Linked DNA regions of Homo sapiens: region 2 is linked to region 1. Evidence: chromatin loops called from intact Hi-C (ENCODE). Cell type or tissue: CD14-positive monocyte. All regions are shown on one strand. Links, peaks and the distances in the headings refer to the core of each region. The heading gives the core; the rest is flanking DNA.

The links. A loop is a pair of places that touch in the nucleus more often than their neighbours do. Peaks named below come from ENCODE experiments on the same cell type or tissue, not always from the same donor. Only the 100,000 strongest peaks of a DNase experiment are listed, where the experiment ranks them.
Region 2: it touches region 1 in a loop (3-fold over the local background); 15 of 110 quality-filtered maps call a loop at or near these places.

The regions. Positions count from the first base shown.
Region 1 is chr1:202,480,165-202,488,500 of GRCh38, reverse strand. All of the region lies in intron 13 of PPP1R12B (protein phosphatase 1 regulatory subunit 12B), which reads right to left. Among named protein-coding and RNA genes, the nearest start is that of PPP1R12B, 140 kb to the right of the region's middle. In CD14-positive monocyte, for the core only: no CTCF peak of the experiment used is centred there; DNase peaks (open chromatin) are centred at 4,260 and 4,960; H3K4me3 peaks cover 923 bases; H3K27me3 peaks cover 7,370 bases.
Region 2 is chr1:202,609,902-202,618,237 of GRCh38, reverse strand. All of the region lies in intron 1 of SYT2 (synaptotagmin 2), which reads left to right. Among named protein-coding and RNA genes, the nearest start is that of SYT2, 96 kb to the left of the region's middle. In CD14-positive monocyte, for the core only: a CTCF peak has its summit at 3,641 (motif pointing right); a DNase peak (open chromatin) is centred at 1,977; H3K4me3 peaks cover 1,376 bases; H3K27me3 peaks cover 6,341 bases.

The DNA.
Region 1 (8,336 bases), core at 240-8,239:
GATCTTTGCTGCATATACTTGAGGAATGACAAAGTGTTTCCACATATTGAAGAGATTTCTACATTCTAGGAATGAACTTAAGCAAAGTCAAAATGACAGAAATGCTATCAACCATCAGCAAACATTACAGAATCCAAGTCATTACAGTAGTTCCCCCTTATCTGTGGTTTTGCTTTCTGTGGTTTCAGTACCCATGGTGAACTGTGGTCTGAAAATATTAAATGAAAACTTCCATCAATAAACAATTCATACATTTTCAATTGTGCACTGTTCTGAATAGCGTGGTGAAATTTCATGCTGTTCCATTCTGTCCCTCCTGAGATGCAAATCATGCACTGTTGTGATATCACGGTGTTTATGTTCAAGTAATCCTTATTCTACTTAATAATGGCCCCAAAGTGCAAGAGTAGTGATGCTGGCATTTTGTTATAACTGTTCTATTTTATTATTAGTTATTAGTATTATTGTTAATCTCTTACTGTGCCTAATTATAAATTAAACTTCAGTGTAGATATGTATTTATAGGAAAAAATAGTATTTATATAGGGTTCTGTACTATCTGTAGGTTCAGTCATCCACTGGAAGTCTTGAAAGGTATTGTGTGGTGGGTCACGCCTATAATCCCAGCACTTTGGGAGGCCATGGTGGGAGGATCACCTGAGGTCAGGAGTAGGAGACCAACCTGACCAACATGCTGGAACCCTGTCTCTACTAAAAATACAAAAATTAGCCAGATGTGCTGGTGGGCACCTGTAATCCCAGCTACTCAGGAGGCTGAGACAAGAGAATCACTTTAACTTGGAGGCCGAGGTTGCAGTAAGCTGAGAATGCACCACTGCACTCCAGCCTGGGTGACAAGAGTGAAACTAGGTCTCCAAAAAAAAGAAAAAAAAAAAAGAAATGTATCTTCCATGGATAACGGGACTATTGTGTTTGTAAATGTATTACTGTTCACACAGAATCATGTCATCTGTAAAATGAGAATTTTATTTCTTCTTTCCTATCCTTCCAATTTTTATTTCTTTTCTTGACTTAATGCTTTGGCTAGGAATCTCTAGGACATGCTGAAAAGCAGTGATGATAGTAAGTTTTCATTCTCTGTAATCCTGCCATCAAAGAGAATGCTTTCAGCATTTTTTCATTAAGTGTAATGTTTGTTGTAAGATTTATGCAGATACCACTCATCAAATTAAAGCAATTCCCTTCTGTTCCTATAGAAAATAGGCTAAGAGAGTTTCTCGTTGTTGTTTTTTAATCATTAGTGTATGTTGAACTTTATCACATGCTATTCTTCCCCATATATTGAGATGATTGCTTTTCTCCTTTTTTCTGTCAGGAAGGTGAATTACACTGAATAATTTTTGAATGATAAAGCAACACTGAATTCTTGGGACAAGCTCAACTTGGTCAAGATGTACCATCTTTTTATATAGATTTTTAAACATATTCACTATTATTTAGTTTAGAATTCCTACCACATTCATGAAAGAAATTGGCTTATAATTTTCCCTTCTTGTAATATGCTGGTCAGCTTTGTGAATTAAGGTTATATGAATTGCGAGTGTTCTCTACATGTCTATTTCTGTAAGAATTTGTGTAAGATTTGGGTTATTTCCTCCTTAAATGATTGGAAGAGTTCACCAATCAAGTCATCTGGGTTTACAGTGTTCCTTGTGGGAAGGTTTTGTTTTTTATTTTTGAGTCTTACTTCGTTGCCCATGCTGGAGTACAGTGGCGTGATCACAGCTGACTGTAGCCTTGATTTCCTGGACTCAGGCGATTTTCCCGCCTCAGCCTTTGCAAGTAGCTGGGACTACAGGTGCACGCCACTACGCCCTGCTAACTTTTTTTTATTTTTAGTAGAGATGAGGTCTCGCTATGTTGCCTAGGCTGATCTTGAACTCCTGAGCTCAAGCAATCCTCCCACCTCGACTTCCCAGAGTGCTGGTTTATAGGCGTGAGCCACTGTGCCCAGCCCCTATGGGAAAGTTTTAAATAAAGGGTTCATTTCTTTAATAGAGTTAGGCTTATTCAAATTTTCTGTTTTGGTAATTGTTTTTTAAGAAATTTTCTATTTTGTCTATATTATCACATTTAGTGGCATCAAGTTGTTAACAATACCCTTAGAATATATTTGTTATTTTAATATCTAGAGCAGTGGTTCTCAAATTGTTTTGGTCTCAAGATCCTTTAATATTTTTTAAAATTATTGAGAACCCCAGAGAGCTTTTGTTTATATGGGGTTTAATATTTATCTTACTAGAAATTAAAATTTAAAAATTAAAAAATGTATTTATTAATTTATTTAAAAATAATAGCAGCCAGGAGCAGTAGCTCATGCCTGTAATCCCAACACTTTGGGAGGCCCAGGCGGGTAGCTGGCTTGAGCCCAGGAGTTTGAGACTAGCCTGGGCAACATGGCAAAACCTCGTCTCTTCAAAAAATACAAAAATTAGCCGGGTGCAGTGGCACATGCCTGTAGTCCCACCTACTCGTGAGGCTGAGATGGGAGGACGGCTTGAGCCTGGGTGGCAGAGGTTGTAGTGAGCTGAGAATATACCACTGCACTTCAGCCTGGTTGACAGAGCCAGACCTTGTCTCAAATAATAATAACAATAATAATAATATTAAAATAGCCCTAGATAAGATGGAGTGATGTCAGCAGGATGGCCAAATTGAGTTACCTAAAGCCCATCCTCTCCACAAAAAGGGACCAAAACAATGAATAAACAACGATATTTCAATTAAAATGACCAAAGAAGTACTCGGGAGAGCACTAGGGGAACAGCAAAATCCCTGTGGAAGACAAAAGTCCAGGGCAGCACCATAGAGAGGGGAGCAAGGTATTCTGCTTCTGCCACACTGTCTTCCCTACCAGGATCAGCCTGGAGCCAGAGGGGGCTTCTTAAGGGAAAAACGTAAGCTGGAGATCACCAGTGATCCCCATTGCTACCACAAATGCCAGAAATTCTTGCTATAGGAGAGTCCCTCTGTCCTCACAGGCCCTGAATCCAGTTTGGAGAGTAGAGTTCATACAGTTAACTTTGCCTAGAGTAGGAGCTCACCTTGAGCACCCCCTGCCCCCCACCCTCACATCCTAAGCTGCTGCTACTCAGCACCATCTTGAAACTGAACCTACTACTAGAATGTGCCCTTCCCTGTAGTCCAGTACAGGAATGGACTTTCTCCATTCCTGTAGCCCTGCCATCACTCTATCATGTTCACACAGGCACCTGTAGCACTACAATCCTAGCTGCCTGAAGCCTAGCCAGATGCAACAACTGAGACCTCTGCTCTTGAACCCATGTGGCACACTACCCTCCCAACCCCAGGAACAGCCAAAGCTGCACAGGGGGGAAACTGCCTAACTGCTGGCCAGTCCCCTCACCGGTACATACCTGCACTGCACAGCTAGCTGGCCAGCTGAACCTATGCACACCCACATCCAGCCCAACAACCAGTTCTACCGTGGTTCCATCCCTCAGACCGCTGCAGAACCACCCAGCCCTGCTGTGGCCACACACCACTGTGCCTGACAGCCAGTCTAGCAGCAGCCCTGCCCCAAAGACAGACCACTGCAGGGTTGTGTGGCCCTGCTGTACCCATGCTTGGCCTGATAGTTGGTCAAGCAGCAGCCCTGTACCCCTGGATTTCTCAGGAGAAATCCTGTAGGCCAGGAGAGAATGAGATGATATATTCAGAGTGTTTGGGGGAAAAAAATGAACCTGTCAGCCAAGAATACTATATCCAGCAGAGCTATCAACCACCAATGAAGGAAAAATAAAGACCTTCCCAGACAAGCAAAAGCTGAGAAAAACCCATCACCACTAGACTAGCCTTACAAGAAATACTTAAGAGAATGGTATAACTGGAAATAAAAGATTATAATTATTTTCATGAAAAGATGTAAAAGTATAAAACTCACCAATAGAGGTAAATTCATAAATCAAATTCAGACTAGCCCAGTGATTTAATGGTGCTATGTAAGTCTCTCAGTCCTCTAGTACGAAGGTTTAAAGTCAAAATGGTCAAAACCCGTGACACTTACAATTAGTAGCTAAGGAATACAATCACAGGTAAAAAAGTAAATTACAGAAACAAAAGAGAGAAGTCTAGAGTATTTTAATGCAACCAAAGTTAAGTTGCTATCAGCTTAAAACATTCTATTATAAGACTTTTAATGTTAGCCCCATGGTAGCCACAAAGAAAGAAAGAAATTACTGCAGAGGCACAAACAAGAAAGAGGAAGGAAACAAAGCTCAGCACTACAGAAAACCACCAAACCACAGAAGTAAATAAAAGAGGAAGAAAGGAACGAAGGATCTATAAAACCACCAGAAAAAAAAATTTACAAAATAGCAGGAGTAAGACCTTCTTTATCAATAATAGCCTTAAATATAAATGGATTAAATTATCCAATTAAAAGATATAGAGTGGCTGAACGGATTAAAAACAAGACCCAACTATATACTGCCTAAAACAGACTCACCTAACCATTAAAGACAAACATAGAATAAAAGTAAAGGGAGGGAAAAAGATATTCCATGCAAATGGAAACCAAGTGAGCAGGAGTAACCATGTCAGATAAAACAGACTTTAAGTCAAAAACTGTAAAAGAAGACAAAGAAGGTCATCAGACATTGATAAAGGGTACAATTAAGCAAGAGGATATAAAAACTATAAATACATCCATCCATCCAAGACCAGAGCGCCCAGATATATAAAGCAAATATTATTAGAGGTAAAGGGAGAGATAGACTGCAATACTATAACAGTAGGTGTTAAATGTAGTGAACTCCAAGTTTCTCTTCAAAGAATCAGTATGCCAGTATATTCAGCTCTCTTATTCTCTATTCTCCATTTTAAAGCTTAACTTCCTGGTTCTCTTCACCCTCTTGCCTCTAGCTTCAGTAAACAACCCCCTCCTAGCCTCTATCACCTGCTCTGACCTGAGTCATCCTGAGTCACCTGTTCTGTAACCGTCGTTCCCACCAAACTACTCACTGGGATTTTGGGCACAGACTTCCTCTGTTCCCTCTGTCAGTCTTTCTCTCTTTTTACATATACTTTTTGGGCTTCTCTTAGAAGCTCTTCCATAGGTTTATCTTTCCAGTTCTCTATCTTTTGTAATTTCTTGTTAATATCTTAGCCAAGATTGCGCCTACTGCATTCTGGCCTGGGCGACAGAGCAAGACTCCATGTCAAAAAAAAAAAAAAAAAAAGGTGTTCTTCATAGAAATAAAACAAAATCCTAAAATTCATAGGAAACCAGAAAAAAAAAATGAATAGCCAAAGCAATTCTGAGTGGAAAGCTGGAAGCATCACACTACATAACTTAAAAATATACTACAAATGTATAATAACAAAAACAGAATGGTACTGGCATAAAAACAGACACGTAGACCAATGGAACAGAATAGAAAGCCCAGAAATAAATTGACACACCTAAAGCCAACTGATTTTTGACAAAGGTGCCAAGAACACACATTAGGGGAGAAACTGTTTCTTCAATAAATGCTGCTGGGAAAGTGGGACATCCACATGCAGAAGAATGAGAGTAAATCCCTACCTCTCACCACATACAAGAATCAATTCAAAGTAGATTAGAGACTTAACATGGAAACCCAAAACTATGGAACTACCTAGAAGATAACATAGGAGAAATGCTTCATGACATGGGGCTAAGCTAGGATATTTTAAATAAGACTTCAAAAGCATAGGAAACAAAAGCAAAAATGGACAAATGAGATTGCAACAAACTAAAAAGCTTTTGCATAGCAAAGGAAACTATTAAACAGAGTAAACAGACAACCTAAAGGATGGGAAAGAAAATTTGCAAACTATACATCTGACAAGGAGTTAATATCCAGAATATATAAGGAACTTAGCAGCAAACAAAACAAAAAAACAAAAACCTGATTTTAAAAATGGGCAAAAGACCTTAACAGACATTTACTTCTCAAAAGAAGTCATACAAATGGCTAATGAGTATATGAAAAAATGGTCAACATCACAAACCATCAGGGAAATGAAAATCAAAACCACAATAGGTACCATTTCACACCACTTAGAATGACCATTATCAAAAAGACAAAAGAAAACCAGTTTTGGCAGGGATGTGAAGAAAAGGGGAACACTTACACAAGTTGGTGGGACTGTAAGCTAGTACAGCCATTGTGGAAAACAGTATGGAGGTTCCTTTAAAACGTAAAAATAGAACTACCATATGATTCAGCAATCCCACTACTGTGTACACATCCAAAGGAAAGGAAATTAGTATATTGAAGAGTTATCTGCCTTACCGTGTTTATGGCAGCACTATTTACGTTAACAAAAATATGAAACTGAGTCCTCAAAAATGGAAGAATGGGTAAAGAAAATGTGTATATCCAGAATGGAACAGTATCCATCCATTAAAAAAAAAGAATAAAATCTTGTCATTTGCAACAACACAGATGAACCTGGAGGATATCAGGTTAAGTGAAATAAGCCAGACACAGAAAAAAAAAATACTGCATGATCTCACTAATATGTGCAATCTAAAAAAAGGTGGGGGGAGTTGATATCATAAAATCAGAGAGTAGAACAGTGGTTACCAGAGACTGGGGAGGGAAGAGGTGAGAGAAGGATGGGGAGAGGTTGGTTTATGGTTCAAAGTTATAATTAGACAGGGGGAATAAATTCTGATGTTCTATTGCAGAGTAAGGTGACTATGGTTAAAAGCAAAATATTGTATATTACAAAATAGGTAAAAGAGATGCTTTTGAATGTTCTTACCACAAGGAAATGATAAATGCATGGATGATGAATATACTAACTACTCTGATTAGATCATTATACAACACAGATATGCATCAAAACATCAAACTGTACCTCCATAAATATGTAATGTGTCAAATAAATTTTAAAATAAAAAGAAAATAATAGCCCTAATACATTTTAACATCAATTTTTTTTTATTAAAAAAACTATATCTTCCAAAACAAAAAATTAGAAGAGTGGCATTGTTTTACATTTTCATAAATTTCTTTAATGTTGGCTTAATAGAAGACAGTGGGATCCTCTTATCTGTTTATGCAGTCAATATATTGTTTTGGTTAAAATATATAAAGACTATCTAGTCTTGCACAAATACATAGTTGGAAAAGCGAGGAGTATTGTGATAGCTTTCTCAGATAATCGGGAGATATTTTTCTTTGATGCTACACCAACACAAGTGGTGGTTAGTTACAATGTGTACTCTAAAACAGGGGTCCCCAACCCCCGGGCTGCAGACCAGTACTGATCTGTGGCGTGTTAGGAACCACGCTGTACAGCAGGAGGTGAGCAAGTGAGCATTGATGCCTGAGCTCTGCCCTCTGTCAGATCAGCCACGGCATTAGATTCTCATAGGGACGTGAACCCTATTGTGAGCTGCCCATGCCAGGAATCTAGGTTGTGCATGCCTTATGAGAATCTAACTAATGCCTGATGATCTGCAGAACAGTTTTACCCAAAACCATCACTGCCCCCCACACCCCATGCCCCCACCAGTCTGTGGAAAAATTGTCTTCCATGAAACCAGTCCCTGGTGCCAAAAAGGTTGGGGAACACTGCTCTAAAACATATTAATAGATTTTTCATATTCTGTTACATTGAAATCCTTTGGTCTATCTTGTACTTTCAAAGAATCTTCTTAGTCATGCATGATTTTGTAACATATCTTCATTAGTCATTTGTAAAATATTGGTGCATTTGTAAAATATTGCTGCATTAAGCAGATCTTCCCAATATTGACATACTACATTATATAATAATAGTAAAAATAAATTATTTAATATCACCTTTGATCTTAGAACAGTCTTTAAGTATTGGGAAGCTGTCAATAATATTACTCACGGTAGCATATAAGTTTTCTAAAATTCTAATTTCTGCTTGAAAGTTTAAATTTTTAATTGGCAACAAATACTCAATGGGTTGACTTTATTTTCAAGAAAATGTCTGCCAAATTACTCAGGTGTGAATACCCATTGTTTGACCATCAGTAATGCTTTGAAGTAAAAACGGTGTTCTGTGAAAAATGAAGCTAGCTTCTGTCTTCTCTTGGGACTCCAATCATTTATGTTAGACCTTACTGGCCATGTTCTACTGATTTATCATGCTTTTTCTGCATTTTCCAGCCTTTTATCTCTCTGTGCTTCATTCTGGATATTTTCTACTGTCCAATCTTTCAGTTCACTAATCATTTCTTTAGCTGGTCTACTACTGCAAACTCACCAACTGAGTTTCTTGATTTCAGTGATTTTTTGTTTCTAGAATTTCCACTTGATTGTTTTTAACAGACTGCAGTTCTCTGG
Region 2 (8,336 bases), core at 123-8,122, 130 kb before region 1:
TCAGTGTCTTCTGTGAAATGACATAATGTGACCCAATCTCAAAGTCTGTCCTGCTTGATCATTTACAGACCCACATATTTATTGAATGTGGGCAGATTACTTGAGGTCAGGAGTTCGAGACCAGCCTGGCCAACATGGTGAAACCCCGTCTCTACAAAACTACAACAAATTAGCCAGGCGTGTGGTGGGCACCTGTAATCCCAGCTACTTGGGAGACTGAGGCAGGAGAATTGCTTGAACCTGGGAGGCAGAGGTTGCAGTGAGCCAAGATCGTGCCACTGCACTCCAGCCTGGCAGACAGCGAGACTCCATCTCAACAACAACAACAACAAAAAATGCGTAAACAAGTGAGCGTCCCAACAAAATTTTATTTACAAAAATTAGGTGGGGGACTGGATTTAGCCCCTGGACTGCCGTTGGCCAATGCCTGCACTAGAGCAACAGCAGTGAGTAAGACCAATGAGGTGGCTGCTTATACAGTCACAAGCTGCATGAGTACCATGGGGATGAGAATGGAGAGCTGGGAAAGCAGGTGGTTGAGGCCTTGATGCGGGGGTAGGGGAGGAGGGAGCCATGGGTGTGGGGAGGAAGGCGTTCTTGGAAGTACTGTTTGAGCTGAGAAAGATGTGTAGACTGTATTAGTCTGATCTTGCACTGCTATAAAGAAAAACCTAAGACTGGGCAATTTATAAAGAAAAGAGGTTTAATTGGCTCGAAGTTCCACAGGCTGTACAGAAAGCATGATGCTGGCATCTGCTCGGCTTCTGGAGAGGCCTCAGGAAACTTACAATCATGGGGGGAGGTGAAGAGGGAGCCAGCACTTCACATGGCCAGAGCAGGAGGAAGAGGCGAGGGAGTGGGGGTTGGGGGGTGCTACACACTTTTAAATGACCAGTCTCATGAGAACTCACTATCACTAGATCTGACCCTGTGATCCAATCACCTCTCACCAGGCCCCACCTCCAACATCAGGGATTACAATTTGACATGAGATTTGGGCAGGGACACAGATCCAAACTGTATCATAGGCTTTGGCTCCTTGAAGGGGGCACAGCATATACAAAGGCCCCGAAGAGGGTAATACAGTGTATTAGGGGAAACAAAAGAAGGAGTGTAGGCTGGTGTTAGCAACCCAGGGAGGGAAAGCTGAGGTGCTGCTGGATGGAGAGCATGAGGGGCTGTAGGCCACGCTAGGGCTTTCGGCCTGTCTCCCTGGGATGGCTTTTCATTTTTGGCGACATGACTGGCTTTGCATTTTATGAAGATTGCCTTGGTGGCAAATACGGAACTGACTGGAGGCGAGCAAGAGGAGACCCAGAAGATCAGGCAGCTATGTCGGGGGCCAGTTGACCTGTGGGCCTGGAGCTCGGAAGTGGCTTGACTCTGACAGAAGAGGATGGCACTGATGCCTGGGTGCAGAAGGAACCACGCAGGGAGACACCATGGCTGAGAAGGGAAGGACCTCAAGTGCAAGCCTGAGGCAACCGAAGGAGGAGTAGTCACAGTTATGACAAAAGCAGGCAGCGGCCAGCTGACCACAGCTCAGGGGTCCAGCTCAAGGAAAATGAAAATGCGCCCTGGGTTTAGTGACCTTGTGTTCATCATCCATGACTTTACAAAGAGCTACTTCAGCAGAGGGATGGGGCAGAAGCCACAATGGAGGGGCTGACGAGTGAGGTGGACGTGACGAAATGGGGACCATGTGTGCGTGTGTGTGCACGTGTGTATATGTGTGTGCATATGTGTATGTGTGTGCAAGTGTGTGTGCGTGGTCACGAAGGGGAGAACAAGGCAGCAGGTGGGGCTCATTTTTGGTGGGTGATGTGATAAACTGGACTGGTCCAGCCTCAGCTGAGGGAAGGGGGAAATGTTAGGCACAAGAAAGGGCAGGGATGGCAAAGACTTCCTGAGAAGTCAGGAGGGATCCTGCGCAGGAACGGGAACTGGCTTAACCAGAGGAAAAGCCCTCAACTCACAAGGGGTCAGGAGGAAAGGTCTGTGGTTTGACCCAAGGTTGGGACATTTTGAGAGATTTCTCGCTTCTGCTTTTCTTTAAAATAACAGCAAAGAGAGAGGAGGGGTGTGAGGGAGCCACAGGCCTGCGGAAACTGGAGGAGGAGGCGAAGCTGGTGGGGAGGCGTTTCCTGCAGTTTCTGTGCAGTGCAGAGGGCCTGGGTGATCCTGGGGATTGATGGGATACAGGCTGCCCTTGTACTGTGGGGGGATTTTCACCAGGGGGCTCAGCAGTCGGGGGTAGCCATGGAGAAGGAGAAAGCTGTCAGTGGGATTTCTCCAGGGCTGGCGCTTTGCCAGGTGAATACCACAGAAATGCCAAGGGAGTGTGGGGAATTGCGAACAAGTTGTAGGCACCACGGACCATGGTGGGAAAAGAAGACTAGAGGGGCTGATGGTGGCCCAGGGAGGTCAGGGAGACTTCTCCAGGAAGAGCATTCTAGGCTGAGGGAGAGTAAGTGCCAAGACTGTGGGATGGGGGTCTGTTTGGTGGGTTTGTGGCTGGTGGCAAGAGGCCAGCATGGCAGGAACTGCGTGACTGAGAGCAAGGACAGGAAATGCCTGTGGGAGCCAGCCAGGGGCCAGGCCAGGCAGGGATCTTATTCTAAATGTGACAAGAAGCCACAGGAGGGTTTTAAATAGATCAGTCTGGCTGCAGTGTGGAGATCAGGCTGAGTGGAGGGGAGTGGAAGCTTCCAGATAGGAGGCTACTGTGGTACTCCAGCTGGAGGGTGGAAAGTGGCCAGATTTGGAAGGCATTGTGGGTGGTTGATGAGTTTGCAGACACCTGGGATGTGGGGGGGTGACCCCACATGGATGGGAAGGATGACCCCAAGGCTTCTGGTCTCAGCACCTGGTGCCATGTACTGGGTGCATAACTGAGAGACGGGCCCTGAATCCACCCCATCCACTCTCTGGGCCCACTGCCCATGCCTGCCTTTGACATGAGCCTCCTCAGGCATCTTCTATTCCCTTGCTGTCTGGGCAGCTATGGCCTCCTGGTTTTGTTGGAGTCTGGAAAAGCTTCCAATCTGCTGCTGCTGCTTCATGGACTCCCCACATTCCCTCTCTGCAGCTCTAAGTCATTTTCCTCTGGTGGATTCCCCGGGAATGCCGTCTGTCTTTCATAAGAGCTCGGGGATGACATTTGTTATTGGCTGTTTTCAACTCTTTCCCCGCTTTCCTCTGGAGTTATGCTCCACCCTAGTCTTTTTACTCACGACAGCCAAAGCGAAACTTTTAAAATATACATTTGTACATGTTACCCCTGCCCCCACCCTAAAAGGCCTCCCACAGCTTCTCATTCCTCTTTGGGAAAGACAAAACTCCTTGACGCGGCCTATGGTGCTCCTGATCCTGCCCTGCCCGGCCTGCCAGCCTCACCCTGAACCGTGATCCATCCACTCCAGCTGCCCTGGCCTTCTCTCAGGCTTTGGACTCACCACACTGCATCCCACCTCTGGGCCTTTGCATAGGCTGTGCTCTCTGCCTAGGCTGCCCTTTCATCTCCTCTTTACCTGGATAAATACTCACCCTTCAGGTCTCAGTTCAATCATCAATTTTTCAAGAAAGCACTTTTGCTTTCCCAGATTAATTCACGTATGCCCCATTATAAATGCTCACCACCACCAGATGGCTCTCCTTTCTTGCACTTCTCATAATTACAATTTTATATGCACTTATGTGAAGTGCATGGTAAATTCCATGAGGGAAGCATGATATGAGCTCAGTAAATACTTGAGTGAGTGAGTGAATGAATGAATGTGTCTCTCACATCTGTTCTCTCTACTCCATTCCTTACCTTCCCATCCTAGTGCAGGTCTTTACCATTTCTGGTCTGTGGAACCAACCTCCCTGCTCCACTCCCCATGGAGCTAACTTCACAAACCCCACTTATAACTGCTCAGCACCCTTCAGTGGTTCCTGCTGGGTATAGAGGGAAGTCTAATCTCCTTTTCTGGGACTCCAACACTCCTGAGATGCAGTTCTCCCCCTTCATTCCTGGCCTGCAGATTCCCTGAACCTCAGGAGCATTAAGCGTCTTCATTCCTGGCTGGTTTATTTGACACCAAGCAGCTTTACTTTGCTACAGGACCATTTCTGGACGGTCAGTCTGGAGAGAAGGCCTGCATCCACCATGAACCTTGGGTCCCTCTACGGTGCCAGGGCCACTTCCAGGTGCCTCAGATAAGGTTCAATGAACACTTCTCAGATTCACATCCAACCCACATTTATTGAATGCCCTCTATGTGCCAGACACAACCAAATTTATTTTTAAAATTTTCACGGCAGTTCTGAAAAGTAGGTATTATTTTCCACAATTTTATATTGAAGAAATCAAGTTTCACAAAGGGATTTTTGGAGTCAAATGACAAGTGGTTGGCATTCTTGGGACTACATTCAGCCTCTTCCCCCAGCCTGTGCTGCCTCCTGCCTGCCCTGCAGTGGAGAGTGAGAGGGTGGGGTGCTGCAGGGACCGTGGACCGGCTGTGGGGAGCTGTCTGCAGAAAGGGGAGGAGGACTGCCAATCCAGCGGCAAGGGTAGAATGGAGGAGCTAGGCTCAACTGATAAATGGCATCTACAAAAAGCCCACAGCTTACATTATATTAAATGAAGAAAGATTGAAAGATTTTCCCCCAAAGATCAGGAAAAAGACAAGAATTCCCACTGTCACCACTTCTGTTCAACAGTGGACTGGAAGTTCTAGCCACGGCAATTAGGGAAGAAAAAGAAAATGGAAAACTATCTTCATTTGCATGATTCTATATATAGAAAATCCTAAGGACTCCACCAGCACACACACACATGCACACACACACAAATTATTAGAACAAATGATTTCAGGCTGAACGCGGTGGCTGATGCCTGTAATCCCAGCACTTCGGGAGGTGGAGGCAGGCGGATCACCTGAGGTCAGGAGTTCAAGACCAGCCTGGCCAACATGGTGGAACCCCGTCTCTACTAAAAATACAAAAATTAGCCGGGCATGGTGGCACATGCCTATAATCCCAGCTACTAGAGAGGTTGAGGCATGAGAATTGCTTGAGCCCAGGAGGCGGAGGTTGCAGTGAGCCGAGATTGCACCACTGCTCTCCAGCCTGGGCGACAGAGCGAGACTCTGTCTGGAAAAAAAAAAAAAAAAAAAAAAAAAAAAAGGAAGAACCAATGAGTTCGGCAATGTGGCAGGGTACAAGACTGAGATACAAAAATCTATTATATTGCTATACACTAGCAACGAACAATCTGAAAGTGAAATTAAGAAAACAATTCCATTTATAATGACATCAAAAAGAATAAGATACCTAGGAACAAAAGAAGTGCAAGATGTGTAGTTGAAAACTACAAAACAATCTTGAAGGAAATTAAAGGTCTAAATAAGTGGGAAAATAGTGGAAAACTCAATGTTGTTGATATGATCCCTGAGCTGATCTACAGATTCAACACAATGCCTATCAAAATTCCAGCTATTTTGTAGAAATTAACAAGGTGGTCCTAAAATTCATATGGAAATGCAAGGAACCCAGAATAGCCAAAACAATCCTGATTAAAGAAGAACAGGCCTGGTGCAGTGGTTCATGCCTGTAGTACCAGCACTTTGGGAAGCCAAGGCAGGTGGATTGCATGAGCCCAGGAGTTCGAGACCAGCCTGGGCAGCATGGTGAAACCCCTTCTCTACAAAAATACAAAAATTAGCCAGTTGTGGTGGCATGGGGCTGTAGTCCTAGCTACTCAGAAGGCTGAGGTGGGAGGATCAATTGAGCCCGGGAGGTCAAGGCTGCAGTGAGCCATGTTCACACCACTGTACTCCAGCCTGGGTGACAGAGTGAGACCTTGGCTCAAAAAACAAAGTTGGAAGACCCATTCTGCCTGATTTCAAAACTTACTACAAAGCTACAGTAATCACGACAGTATGGTCAATAGTAGGCAGGTGCTATTAAAAAAAAAAATCAGTGTGGTATTGCCATGAGGTTAGACATACAGATAGAATTGAGAGTCCAGAAATAAACCCTCATATTTGTGGTCAGTTGATATTTTACAAGGGAACTAAGACAACTGGATGGAGGACAGAATAGTCTTTTCAACAAATGTTATATACCAAATGGATATCCACATACAAACGAATGAATGTGAACCCCTTCCTTACGCCATACTCAAAGTGGATTGTAGAAACATAGTGGAACCTAATTTCTAGAAGAAAATTAAAAATTAGCCAGATGTAATGGCACATGGCTGTAGTCCTAGCTACTCGGGAGGCTGAGGCTGGAGGATCACTTGAGCTCAGGAGGCCATGGCTGCAGTGAGCCATGATCATGCCACTGCACTTTAGCCTGGGTAACAGAGTGAGACCCTGTCTTAAAAAATAAGTGGCTTGTAGACTTGAATGTGAGAGCTAAAACTATGCAACTCCCATAAGAAAACAAAGGAGTAAATCTTAGTGCCCTTAGGTTTAGTGATGGTTTCTTGGATATAGCACCAAAAATATGGCAGCAAAAGAAACAGCTAAATTGGACATCATCAAAATTGAAAACTTTTTTGCTTCAAAGGACACCATTAAAAACTGAAAATATGACCAGGCACAGTGGCTCATGCCTGTAATCCCAGCACTTTGGGAGGCCGAGGAGGCCAGATCAACTGAGGTCAGGAGTTTGGGACCAGCCTGGCCAACATGGTAAAACCCCGTCTCTACTAAAAATACAAAAATTAGCCAGGCATGGTGGTGAGCGCCTATAACAATCCCAGCTACTTTGGGAGGCTGAGGCTGGAGAATCACTTGAACCTGGGAGGTGGAGGTGGCAGTGAGCTGAGATTGTGCCATTGCACTCCAGCCTGGGCAACAAGAGTGAAACTCCATCTCAAAAACAACAAAAAAACACCACACACACACAAAATGAAAATATAACCCTAGAATGAGAGAAAATATTTGCAAATTATATGTTCAAAAAGGAACTGGTATGCAGAATATATAAAAATTCTTACAACTCAATAATAAAAAGACAAAATATTTTAAGATGACCAAAGGATTTGAATAGATATTTCTCTATGGAAGATATACAAATGGCCCATAAGCACATGAAAAGATATGCTACATCATTAGACATCAGGGAAATGCAAATCAAAACTACAATGAAATGCCGCTTCACCTCCACTGGGATTACTATAAACAAAAAGACATAATAACAAGTGTTGTCCTTTTGGCTTAGGATTGACTTGGCAATGCGGGCTCTTTTTTGGTTCCATATGAACTTTAAAGTAGTTTTTTCCAATTCTGTGAAGAAAGTCATTGGTAGCTTGATGGGGATGGCATTGAATCTATAAATTACCTTGGGCAGTATGGCCATTTTCATGATATTGATTCTTCCTACCCATGAGCATGGAATGTTCTTCCATTTGTTTGTATCCTCTTTTATTTCATTGAGCAGTGGTTTGTAGTTCTCCTTGAAGAGGTCCTTCACATCCCTTGTAAGTTGGATTCCTAGGTATTTTGTTCTCTTTGAAGCAATTGTGAATGGGAGTTCACTCATGATTTGGCTCTCTGTTTGTCTGTTGTTGGTGTATAAGAATGCTTGTGATTTTTGCACATTGGTTTTGTATCCTGAGACTTTGCTGAAGTTGCCTATCAGCTTAAGGAGATTTTGGGCTGAGACGATGGGGTTTTCTAGATATACAATCATGTCATCTGCAGACAGGGACAATTTGACTTTCTCTTGTCCTAACTGAATACCCTTTATTTCCTTCTCCTGCCTGATTGCCCTGGCCAGAACTTCCAACACTATGTTGAATAGGAGTGGTGAGAGGGGGCATCCCTGTCTTGTGCCAGTTTTCAAAGGGAATGCTTCCAGTTTTTGCCCATTCAGTATGATATTGGCTGTGGGTTTGTCATAGATAGCAAAGCTGGAGGCATCACAGTACCTGACTTCAAACTATACTACAAGGCTACAGTAACCAAAACAGCATGGTACTGGTACCAAAACAGAGATATAGACCAATGGAACAGAACAGAGCCCTCAGAAATAATGCCGCATATCTACAACCATCTGATCTTTGACAAACCTGACAAAAACAAGAAATGGGGAAACGATTCCCTATTTAATAAATGGTGCTGGGAAAACTGGCTAGCCATATGTAGAAAGCTGAAACTGGATCCCTTCCTTACACCTTATACAAAAATTAATTCAAGATGGATTAAAGACTTAAATGTTAGACCTAAAACCATAAAAACCCTAGAAGAAAGCCTAGGCAATACCATTCAGGACACAGGCATGGGCAAGGACTTCACGTCTAAAACACCAAAAGCAATGGCAACAAAAGCCAAAATAGACAA